Regions from separate parts of the Homo sapiens genome. Here region 2 is linked to region 1. A link is a loop called in an ENCODE intact Hi-C map of the cell type or tissue named here. Cell type or tissue: heart left ventricle. All regions are shown on one strand. Each heading gives the region's core, and the rest is flanking DNA. Links, peaks and the distances in the headings are about the cores only.

Evidence for each region. Peaks named below come from ENCODE experiments on the same cell type or tissue, not always from the same donor. Only the 100,000 strongest peaks of a DNase experiment are listed, where the experiment ranks them.
Region 2: a loop joins it to region 1, with 2.7 times the contacts of the local background. A loop is called at or near these places in 4 of 110 quality-filtered maps.

The regions. Positions count from the first base shown.
Region 1 is chr17:44,312,517-44,317,878 of GRCh38, reverse strand. RUNDC3A (RUN domain containing 3A) reads right to left here. Exons shown (of 11, transcript NM_001144825.2): 2 at 5,184-5,299; 3 at 4,627-4,775; 4 at 4,376-4,461; 5 at 3,055-3,144; 6 at 2,870-2,950; 7 at 2,559-2,724; 8 at 2,270-2,427; 9 at 1,357-1,494; 10 at 1,154-1,260. Among named protein-coding and RNA genes, the nearest start is that of RUNDC3A, 6.6 kb to the right of the region's middle. In heart left ventricle, for the core only: no CTCF peak of the experiment used is centred there; DNase peaks (open chromatin) are centred at 2,516 and 2,773; H3K4me3 peaks cover 603 bases; H3K27me3 peaks cover 4,885 bases.
Region 2 is chr17:44,260,279-44,265,640 of GRCh38, reverse strand. SLC4A1 (solute carrier family 4 member 1 (Diego blood group)) reads left to right here. Exons shown (of 20, transcript NM_000342.4): 2 at 2,707-2,789; 3 at 2,915-3,005; 4 at 4,005-4,066; 5 at 4,826-5,006; 6 at 5,102-5,237. The coding sequence starts at 2,775. Among named protein-coding and RNA genes, the nearest start is that of SLC4A1, 5.2 kb to the left of the region's middle. In heart left ventricle, for the core only: no CTCF peak of the experiment used is centred there; no DNase peak of the experiment used is centred there.

The DNA of each region.
Region 1 (5,362 bases), core at 133-5,132:
TCTCCCCGTGAGGGTCATCCTCTCTCTTTGTCCATTTATTAAATACACAGTGAGCACTCGCTCTGTTCCAAGCACTGGGGATACAGAGAACGGACAAGACACGGTCCCTGCCCTCATGGAGCTCACAGTCTGGTGGGGGAGACAGACACACAGACAATCACAAACACAGTGTGATGGGGCTACATGGCCACAGCCTGCCTTGTCTCAAAGAAGATCTAGGGTCATCCAATACAGTGTGGTTGCTTATAAAAAAGAAAAGACAGGATATTCAGGCATAGGGAGAACTAGGATGGGAAAAACCAAGGTGAAGCCAGGGATGAGGTCAACACAAAGTGCATGCGTTGAAGTCCTGGGCATTCGCTCGAAGGGAGCCACTAATTTGGCTCTGAGCTTCCTGGCAGCCAAAGAGAAGGGGGAAACAATGGTCAGGCAAGTAGTTCACAGTGTGCATGAGATAAGAGCAAATTAGTCTAAGGAGTTCCCCGAGAGTTTGTGAGCCCCCGAGGATGTCATGACACTAAAAAACCACTGAGCCCTCACCATGTGACAACATTGGTGATTATCAACATCCCCATTTACAAAGAATAGACTCATGGAGGTAAAGTGATTGACCAAGCTCACATGGTCAGAGGAGGCACAGCCAGATTTATGCTGGGTTCTGCATATGCTGTGTTCTGCCACCTCAAAGTAAGCTCTCGATTGCTGTGCTAAACCCTCAAGAAAGGCTGAGAGAGGCCGGGCACAGTGGCTCACACCTGTAATCCCAGCACTTTGGGAGGCCAAGGTGGGTGAATCACTTGAGGTCAGGAGTTCGAGACCAGCCTGGCGAAACTCCGTCTCTACTAAAAATACACAAATTAGCCGCGCGTCTCTACTAAAAATACACAAATTAGCTGCGCGTGGTGGCAGGCGCTTTTAATCCCAGCTACTCGGGAGGCTGAGGCAAGGGAATCCCTTGAACCCGGGAGGCAGAGGTTGCAATGAGCTGAGATTGCGCCACTGCACTCCAACTTGGATGACAGAGTGAGACTCCGTCTCAAAAAAAAAAAAAAAAAAAAGACTAAGAGAATGAATGAGGACATGCCTTGAGGCCTCAGGGCCTTGCCTCAGCCCTTTCTGGAGGGGTACTGGGTGTTGGGTTGGGGGAGCTCACCGATGGGACCCCAGGGCTCCTCGTCCCGCGTGCCCTCTCCCAGGCGCTGGGAGTCCGAGCTCAGACTGGCTTCAGCTGACAGCGGCTCCGTGCTCATGAAGCTGTGTCTGCGGCAGAGCGAGAGCTGGTGCGCCGGTAGAGGAAGCCCTTCTTCCCCAGGACGACCCGCTCTCAGGCCCAAGCCCCACCTGGCTGGGGCTTACCTCCGGTAGAGCTTGGAGTTGCTGGCGCCCTCGGCCCCATTAAGCGTTCCCAGTGAGGGCCATTGATTGACCAGGGGTGTAGTGAGCTCCTTGGAACCCTGGGCCAGAGGGGCGTGGTCACTGGGGATCAGACCTGTCCTGGGAGGGGGAGGAGGAGTCAGGCCTGGCTGGAAGTAGGAGAAGTGAGGAAGGGAGATTCAGCAAGGGGATGAGGGAGGGGTCAGGAATGAAATCTGAGCGGCAAAAATGGGGATACGGTGTTGGGGTCAGTGGGCCAGATCCCGGGAGGAAGTGGAGGTGGTACTGGGGTGGAGGGGTGACAGGGATTCGTGCACAAATATTGGGAGTTGGAGGGAATGGTGCAGTGTTGTTGGGGTCAGCTGGGGTGATGGGGACGTCAGTGGAGGATAGTGTGGGAATCCCTGAAGTGTAAGATCGTCTTGGGGATCTTGCCGCAAGATCAGGGTGGTGGAAAGGCGTAGAGAAGAAGTGTTACAGGGATCGGCAGGGGTGAGGTCGGGGGTCACGGCGGATGATGACGGTCAGTGAGCCTGTGGTGCAGGTGAGTGAGGCGATGAATGCAATCGTGTTGAAGGTTGCAGAGCAACACCGCAGGTCCTTGTGAGTGACGTGGGGTCCCTGCAGTAAGGTTGGATGGCCACTCTAGCGGAAGATAACTGAAGGTGAAGGGTGGGCTCTGGCTGTTGGAAGTCACTGGATCTTATGCTGGGGGCAATGTTAGAAGATCATTGTGGGCATCTCGGGGTGGGGCTGGCTGGATCAGAGGGTTGATGCTGGAGAGGTGGGTGCTCGTGTCGGGTGATGTTAGAGTCGATGGAAGTGAAGATGGGGTTCACCCGGTGATGTGGTCGGGGCGGCGGGGGTCAGGGGTTAGGGCAGGCCGTGCGCTCACAGCTGCTCCTGCAGCTCCAGGATCACGCCTTCCAGCTCCCGTTTCTCGCGCTGGTTCTGCGCCGCCGCCTCCTCCAGCTGCAGCTGAAGCCGCCGGTTCTCCGCCTCCAGGTCCTTCAGCTGCGACTCGCGCAGACGCACCAGCTCCTCCAGGTAGCCCTGCGGGGCGCCGGCTCAGCCCGGGCGGCTGGGAGGACGTCCCGGCCGCGGCCCCCATCCCCGCCCCGCCCCGGGATGCCCGGATCCCCCGCCCGGCCCGCCCGCCCCCCGGGCCCGCCGGCGTCGCGCACCTTCTGCGCGTAGACGATGCGGAACTTCTGCTCCATCTTGTGCCACTTGCTGTACCAGCTGTCCTCATCGGTGACGAGCGGGAGGTACGGGTGCTCGGGCGAGTTGTCCTCGCTCGTGCTGCTCTCGGCGCTGTGCCGCTCCTCCTCGTCCGTCAGGTAGTCGTAGCTTGGGAGAGGGAGCAGTGGGCACGGCCGGTCCCGCCCCTCCCCCCGCGCGTCTGCGCTGGCCGCTGAGGGCGGTGGGACCAGGACGTCCCCAGGATGTCCCGAGGCCCCGTCCCCCGCCCCGCCGCAGTCATGGAGCCGCTCACCTCTGCGTGAACTTTAGGTAGGGCGTGTAATCGATGACCACGGGGGTCTTCCCGTCCAGGACTTCCCCCTTTAGACAGAAGCTGAGGCAGAGGAGCCACAGGGTTGGAGGTGGGTGTGAGGGGTTGGGGTAGGACATTTATGGGGGAAACAGCCCCCTCCACCACTGCCGTCAGGCAGACCCCACCTGAAGTCGATGGCGCTCAGTCCGATCAGCATTCCGGTGAGGATGGTGGCTTCATCCCGCAGCATGATGGCTCCAGAGTCATAGAACCGTCTGTGGGGAGGCAGAGGGCCAGAGGATGCAGCAGGCCCCTGGAGCGCCCCCCCCCCCCCCAGAGCTGCTATTGTTGGCTTACTGCCACCCCATCCTGAAGGAAGGCCAATTCTCCTTCCTGATCTGCACGCAGGCCTGGAGCCTCTCTCCCCCTTCAGCCTGGGGCTCGCACCTGTGGCCCCATCACCTAGAATGGGTGTTCCCTGAGCCGACTCCTCCCTCTGAGCTACCCCTTCCTCATCAAGTACTGGGTTACCCAGATCCTTCATATCAGGAAGCAAGTCTTAATCATTAGTGCTTGGTATACAGTAGGTGCGCAAAAAACGTGTTAACTTGAAACGTGTAGACTGAGGAATGGAATTCAGTAAAAACATCAGGCTGGGTATGGCCAATTGGGATGGGGAGGTATATGCCCCCCGCCACACCCAGACAGCTTCAGATGCACCTGCCCACACAGGCACACTCCTCCTTGTAACCCCTTGCCTCAGGCACCCAACCTCCCTGTGAACCCACAGTGCAGGGATTGAACTCCCCATATAAGGACTCTGTGTCCGTGAATAGCAAGTACAGAACTGCTTTCGTTGTTTGGAGAGACAGAAGGGCTGTGTTGTAGATCATGGAGCAAGCCAACACTTGAGATGGTGCATGGCTGAGGCTCATCCAGAGGTGTGCAAGGGTGGAGCGTGCTGGGCATTGATGGCAAATAATGGGCATTAGATTTGACTTGCAAGTGGTGGTGGTGGTGGTGGTAAAAGTTTGTCCTGGGGCCAGGAGCGGTGGCTCATGCCTGTAATCCCAGCACTTTGGGAGGCCAAGGCGGGAGGATCACCTGAGGTTGGGAGTTTGAGACCAGCCTGACCAACATGGAGAAACTAAAAATACAAAATTAGCTGGGCATGGTGGCGTATGCCTGTAATCCCAGCTACTCAGGAGGCTGAGGCAGGAGAATCGCTTGAACCCAGGAGGCGGAGGTTGCAGTGAGCCGAGATCGCGCCATCGCACTCCAGCCTGGGCAACAAGAGCGAAACTCCTTCTCAAAAAAAAAAAAAAAAAAAAGAGTTCGTCCTGGGACTGCAGGCCAGGCTGGAAGAGGGAAATCAGCCATGTGTGCTGGTGCTGGGACTTGTAGTCCAGGAACTGAAGGATGCTGCAGGAACTTAAGGATCAGCTGTGTTTGGGCAATGCAGGTGCACTCTGAGACCTGTGGTCTGAGTTGCCTGGGAAGTCTGACCTGGTGGTCCGGGTGTCACGCAGAGCCGTGGTGATGTATTCTGACATGCGCTTCTCCATCAGTGCCACCCGGATCCATGCCCGGCCCTGGAAATCATGTTCACCTTTACTTGCTGCCCCAGAGGGACTCATGTGTCCAGCATCAGGTGTGGGCCCTTCTCCCCTGGGCTGTGCACAGGGGGCAAAAACCAAGAAACAGGCAGGCCCCCTGTGTCCAGAGCAGAGAGCAGTTGCTTGCTTCAGGCCCCTCACCTTGGCCCGGGCTGTGCTGATGTTCTCCATGTTCTCGATGCTGCTCACACAGTTGTTGGGCACTTTGCTGCAGGCCAGCCGGATATAGTCCCAAAAGCCCCGCTGCCCGTCTGAGCTGAACCAGCTCACTGGACCTGCTGGGGCACAGGCTGAGCCAGGGCAGGGAGGGGGCTCAGCAAGACCAGGGAGTTTGGAGAGGGTCCATGTAGTGAGGCACTCACATGCATAAGCATAAGCAGCCTCCTCCCACAAAGATCTGTGCACACACATGCACGTGTGCAGTGGGCACCCCAGCATATCGCTTGCCCATGATGGGGATTGTAGGCCAAAGGCCTCTCCCTCTTCCCAGATCTGTACACAAGCTTCTGTGCATGGCCCAGAATGGGGGCCAGGGTCAATGAGGGGGTTCAGAGTCCATGGAGTATATCAGAAAGAGGTGGCTGGGAGCTAAAGGTTGGGAGTTGGGGAGGGACCGCTGGGGGAGGGGCGCTGGGGGAGGGACCACTGGGGGAGGGGCGCTGGGGGAGGGACCGCTGGGGGAGGGGCGCTGGGCCCACCTTTGAAGCGGTGGCTGAGGATCTGCTCTAAAATGGCTGCAAAATTGACAAACTCCTCCGATGAGTCATCGATGGGCTCCGCTGTGTACTTCTCCAGCAGCGTTTTCACAGAGAACCTGGGCGGCGAGGTGGGGAGATGGGGCAGTGGGGTGTCAGGTGAGGAAACAGGTGATGGAGGG
Region 2 (5,362 bases), core at 363-5,362, 52 kb after region 1:
CCAGCACTTTGGGAGGCCGAGGTGGGTGGATCACGAGGTCAGGAGATTGAGACCATCCTGGCTAACACAGTGAAACCCCGTCTCTACTAAAAAAATACAAAAAATTAGCTGGGCGTGGTGGCGGGCGCCTGTAGTCCCAGCTACTCGGGAGGCTGAGGCAGGAGAATGGCGTGAACCCAGGAGGCGGAGCTTGCAGTGAGCCAAGATCGCGCCACTGCACTCCAGACTGGGAGAGAGAGCAAGACTGTGTCTCAAAAACAAGAAAAACTCACCTGTGTTTTTAGGCTAGCGCCAGTGACCCCTCCTCCGGTGACTCCACCCCCGAGTGCTGCAAACGCGTCCTGCTCTTCTTCCTGCCATACAGATCCTTGGCACTCAGCACTTTCGGCCCCTGGGGTCCATGTCACCTCGGAAGCACTGAGGCTGCCCTGTGTTCCCAGTTTGCCTCCCTGTCGCGGCTAGGAGCTTCCCCAGAGTAGAGACGGGCCTTGTTCAGCTCAGCACCCCCTCCCACCAGCCCCCAGTGCTCAGCACCCCCTCCCACCAGCCCCCAGTGATCAGCAGCCCCTCCCCACAGCCCCCAGTGCTCGGCACCCCCTCCCACAGCCCCCAGTGCTCAGCACCCCCTCCCCACAGCCCCCAGTGCTCGGCACCCCCTCCCCACAGCCTCCAGTGCTCAACACAATGCCAGGCACAGAGTGGGAACCTTTGTTGAACCGACCCAATTGCCTGTCACCTCAATGCCCTGTGCTGTAGTGGGCGAGGAGGGAAAAGAGGCACCTCCACACCCAGTCTGGGGCCACCTTAGGTGACCCCTGTCCTCCCCTTGGACCTGCCCTCACATTCCTGGGGAAGGCACACCTTCCTCTCTGCTAGGGACACAACTGAGAAAACTGAGACCCCGAGCTCAGAGGCCTCTTGGCTGGGGCCTAGTCATCCTGGCTCCCCAGTCTCAGAGCCCCAACCCCGCAATAGGGAGCCATTCTTACAATCATTCAGTAAATGTTTATTGAGCACCTACTACGTGACAGCCACTCTGCTAGGAGTAGTGAATTTCGTGGGGATGGGACATACAGGGTCTTCGCACTCAGGTAGTTTCCCTTCCAAAAGCATTGTCAGATAATATGAACACAAATCAATCAAGAAACCACGTATTGGTTTTTTTGTTTTGTTTTGTTTTCCTTCTAAAGAGTCTCACTCTGTCACCCAGGCTGGAGTGCAGTGGTGCCATCTTGGCTCACTGCAACCTCTGCCTCCCAGGCTTAGGCAATCCTCCCACCTCAGCCTCTCAAGTAGCTGGGACTACAGGTATACGTCACCACACCCAGCTAATTTTTGTATTTTTGTAGACATGTGGTTTCACTATGTTGCCCAGTTGGTCTCGGACTCCTGAGCTCAAGCAATCTGCCTGCCTCAGCCTCCCAAAATGTTAGGATTACAGGTGTGAGCCACCACGCCCAACCAAGAAACCATTTAAAAATTAGTCAGGCATGGTGGTGTGTGCTAGCTACTCTGGAGGCTGAGGTGGGAGGTTCACTTAAGTCTAGGAGTTTGAGACTGATGTGAGCTGTAATCATGCCACTGCATTCTAGCCTGGATAACAGAGGGAGACCCGCTCTCAAAAAAATAAAAAAGAAGAAAGAAATCAGCAGCCCACACTGAGATAGTGAGACCCTGTTTCTACACACAGATTTTTTTTTTTTTAATTACCTGGGCACTGTGGCATGCCTATAATTCCAGTTACTCAGGAGGCTGGGCCAGGAGGATCCCTGGGGCCCAGGAGTTCAAGGCTGCAGTGAACTATGATCATGCCACTGCACTCTAAGCCTGGGTGACAGAGTGAGACTCTGTCTCAAAAAGGAAGAGAGAGAGAGAGGAAGGAAGGAAGGAAGCAGGGATGGAGGAAGGAAGGAAGGAAGGAAGGAAGGAAGGAGGGAAGGGAGGGAAGGAGGGAGGGAAAAGAAACCAGAACATGACAGATTGGGTCAAGGTGGTGGCCAGGGAGGGCCTCTGAAGAGGAGACATTTGGGCCGAGATGTGAGAAGGTCTGAGGTATTGGGGGGAGGGTGTCCGGGATATGGACAGCTGGATGTGCAAAGGCCCTGGGACAGGAAAGGGCTTAGTGAGTTCTAGGAACCACAGGAGGCCAATAGGCTAGGTGGGGAGAGAGCGAGAGAGACGGAGTGCAAGATGGGGTCAGGGAGAGAAGTAGGACCACATCGTCCAGACCTGCGGACCACTCCCAAGGATGCTGCAGCCCATGCCCGGTGGGCAGCAGCTATTTCTGAGAGAAGAGCATGTGTTTAGAGCCCCTCAGGGGAGCTAAGCCCCCCTGAAGAAGAGACCAGCAGGTCCCCTGGTATTAGCTGAGTCCCAGGGATGGGCAAGAAAAGAAGCCAGGTGAAGACTAGAGAATGAAGGAGGGAGATGGACCTGAGGGTGACCTGCCCATCTTCCCCAAACATCCTTCGCTGGTGCCAGCCAGACTTACCTCTTCCCTGCACTGCCCCTCTCTCCCAGCCCCTGCTCACCTACCCTCACACCTGCAAATCCAGCTCGTTCTCCCTTTCCCTCCACACTTCCTTCCTCTGGCCCTACCACCTCCAACACGTGGATCCCCTCCACTGACATGTGGCCCCCTCTGGAGGAGGACCAGGAGACCCTGGGATGCCCTGTGCCCCACTCAGCCTGTGCCCTCTGCTGCAGGGACCCGCGGTGCGGGTTATGCTGGGGGCTCAGATCACCGTAGACAACTGGACACTCAGGACCACGCCATGGAGGAGCTGCAGGTGGGTGTTCCCTGGCATCAGCAGTGCTCCCACCTGGAGGCTCTGGGGACCTGGTCCTAGACTCCTATCTTCGTTGGGGGTGGAAGAGCCCCTCACAGCCCAGCCTCAGCGGCCACTTCCCACAGGATGATTATGAAGACATGATGGAGGAGAATCTGGAGCAGGAGGAATATGAAGACCCAGACATCCCCGAGTCCCAGATGGAGGAGCCGGCAGGTGAGCCCCTCTCCCTCCCTCAGCTGGGATGAGCTGCTGAGCCCTAGACAGGGACAGGAGGGGCACTTGTCCTCTCCCCTTCTCCACAGTCCTCCTCCCAAGCACCACGGGCCGTTCTCCCCTCAATTCTGGCTGATTGAAGGATAAACAGAGCTTTGTTTGAAATGATCACAGGAGGTGGCTGGGAGAGCAGGGGCAGTCACCCATCCAGTGCCCCTGCAATGTGAGAAGGGCGGGCAGCCAGTTTGGGACAAGGGCGTGAGCCCACATGCCATCTGTGCCCATCCAATGCCAGCTTCCAGGCCAGAAAATGGGCTTGTTCTTGGGGAAAGAGGTCCTGAGAAATGAGGGGCTTGTGGGGACCCTCCTAGATAGAAAGACACCAGGAACCACCCTGCCTTCCCTGGCCTGTCCAAGGTCTTAGGTGGGGAGCCCCAGGCAGGACCTGTTTACTGTCAACAGGACTTAAGTGCTGGAGATTGGGATTAAAGTTAAGAGGCCCCTCTTGGAAATGAGGGCTGGGGGTGGGAGGGGTGGGAATATAAGGGGCTGACCCACCCTGGTGCCTCAGCTCAGTGAGACACTGTGCTGACGGGCTCATTGAGGCAGGTGGGAGGAGAGAAGGGAGTCTGGTCTCAGAGGTGGCAGGGGAGGGAGGAGGTCCTAGGAGGATCCTGAAAATTGCCACTCAGGGCTCTGCCGTCACCTTGGAGAGGTCCCTTCACTTCATCACTGCGGAGGGGCTAGGCCTCCCTGGCTGAATCCCGGGTGTCCTCGACAAGGCTCAGATAGGGAGCCCAAGGCTAGGCCCAGCACACAAGTGTGGGGAGCCTCATTCTGCTGAGTGGCCAGTGTGGGATGCGGCACCAGAGACCCAGCCCAGGGCACTGGGAAGGAGGGGCATCTGCCCATGCCTGGGTCTCTGAGGCTCACAGTGGATGGTGAAGAGCCTCAGGTGGGGGACGGTCAGGTCAATACTAACCGACCTCTGGTTTTCAGCTCACGACACCGAGGCAACAGCCACAGACTACCACACCACATCACACCCGGGTACCCACAAGGTGAGGACCCCAGCCTCCTCCGTTCTTTCCCATGCTGCCTTTGGGACCCACCATTTGATCAGGGAAGAGAGGAGCAAGGGGATAGAGGCAGCTTCAGGCTGGGGGAGACCCTGCAGCAGATAGAGGAGTGAGGATCCCAGGAAACAGGTGGGAGGGACGCCCCACTGATGGGGAGGCCTGGGCCCCTTTCCAGGAGCACCCTGGGCAGAGATAACCTGATTGACAAGGGCTGAGTCCCCAGGCCCTCAGGCCCTGGCTGGGCTGTCGGGCGTCACTGGGGAAGCACAGAATTAAAGACTTGTTCTCCTCTGCCCAGGCCCCTCAGGTCCCCACTGGGCACTGAACTGTCTAAGTGGTTAGAAATTTGGGGTGGCCCTCAGCTATGGCCCTTGGAGCAACCACCTGGCCTCAGGGACATGCTAAAGCACATCCACGAACAATCTTAGAGGCTGGAGACTGACCCAATGACTCCAAAGTCCCCTTTAGCTTCGGCCCGCCAGGCCTCTGCTTCCCACTCCTTTCCCTCCCCAGTGGCCTCTCCAGCATCCCTTTGGGTCAGGGTTCTCCAAATGCCTTCTGCAATGGGGTAAAGGCCTGGCCAGGAAGTTGGGAGATAAGGGAGTGGTGTGAGCCGTATCTACGGACCCTTGAGCACAGGGATCCAAGCCTCACAAGCACAAGCCTCTCTCGAGAGTGGCTGAGCACCCACTATGCCCTGGACTATGCCTGATGAACTAACTCAGGCGCATGGGGCCACAGGTCTATGTGGAGCTGCAGGAGCTGGTGATGGACGAAAAGAACCAGGAGCTGAGATGGATGGAGGCGGCGCGCTGGGTGCAACTGGAGGAGAACCTGGGGGAGAATGGGGCCTGGGGCCGCCCGCACCTCTCTCACCTCACCTTCTGGAGCCTCCTAGAGCTGCGTAGAGTCTTCACCAAGGGTGAGCCTCCTGGGCCCTTCTGGACCCCCTGCAGATGAGGATTGTTGTGGGGTGCTGTGGCCCAGCCTACCAGCTCACTCCTCCACTGCCTGCAGGTACTGTCCTCCTAGACCTGCAAGAGACCTCCCTGGCTGGAGTGGCCAACCAACTGCTAGACAGGTTTATCTTTGAAGACCAGATCCGGCCTCAGGACCGAGAGGAGCTGCTCCGGGCCCTGCTGCTTAAACACAGGTGCCCCTGCCTGCCAGGGCCTGGATTCCATATCCAGTGGGCCCACTTCCCCAGCCCACTTGCCCCAAGTTCTCCCCCGGGATCCAGGTGGCCCTACCCTCACCAGGCAGGGGCCCACTTTCCTC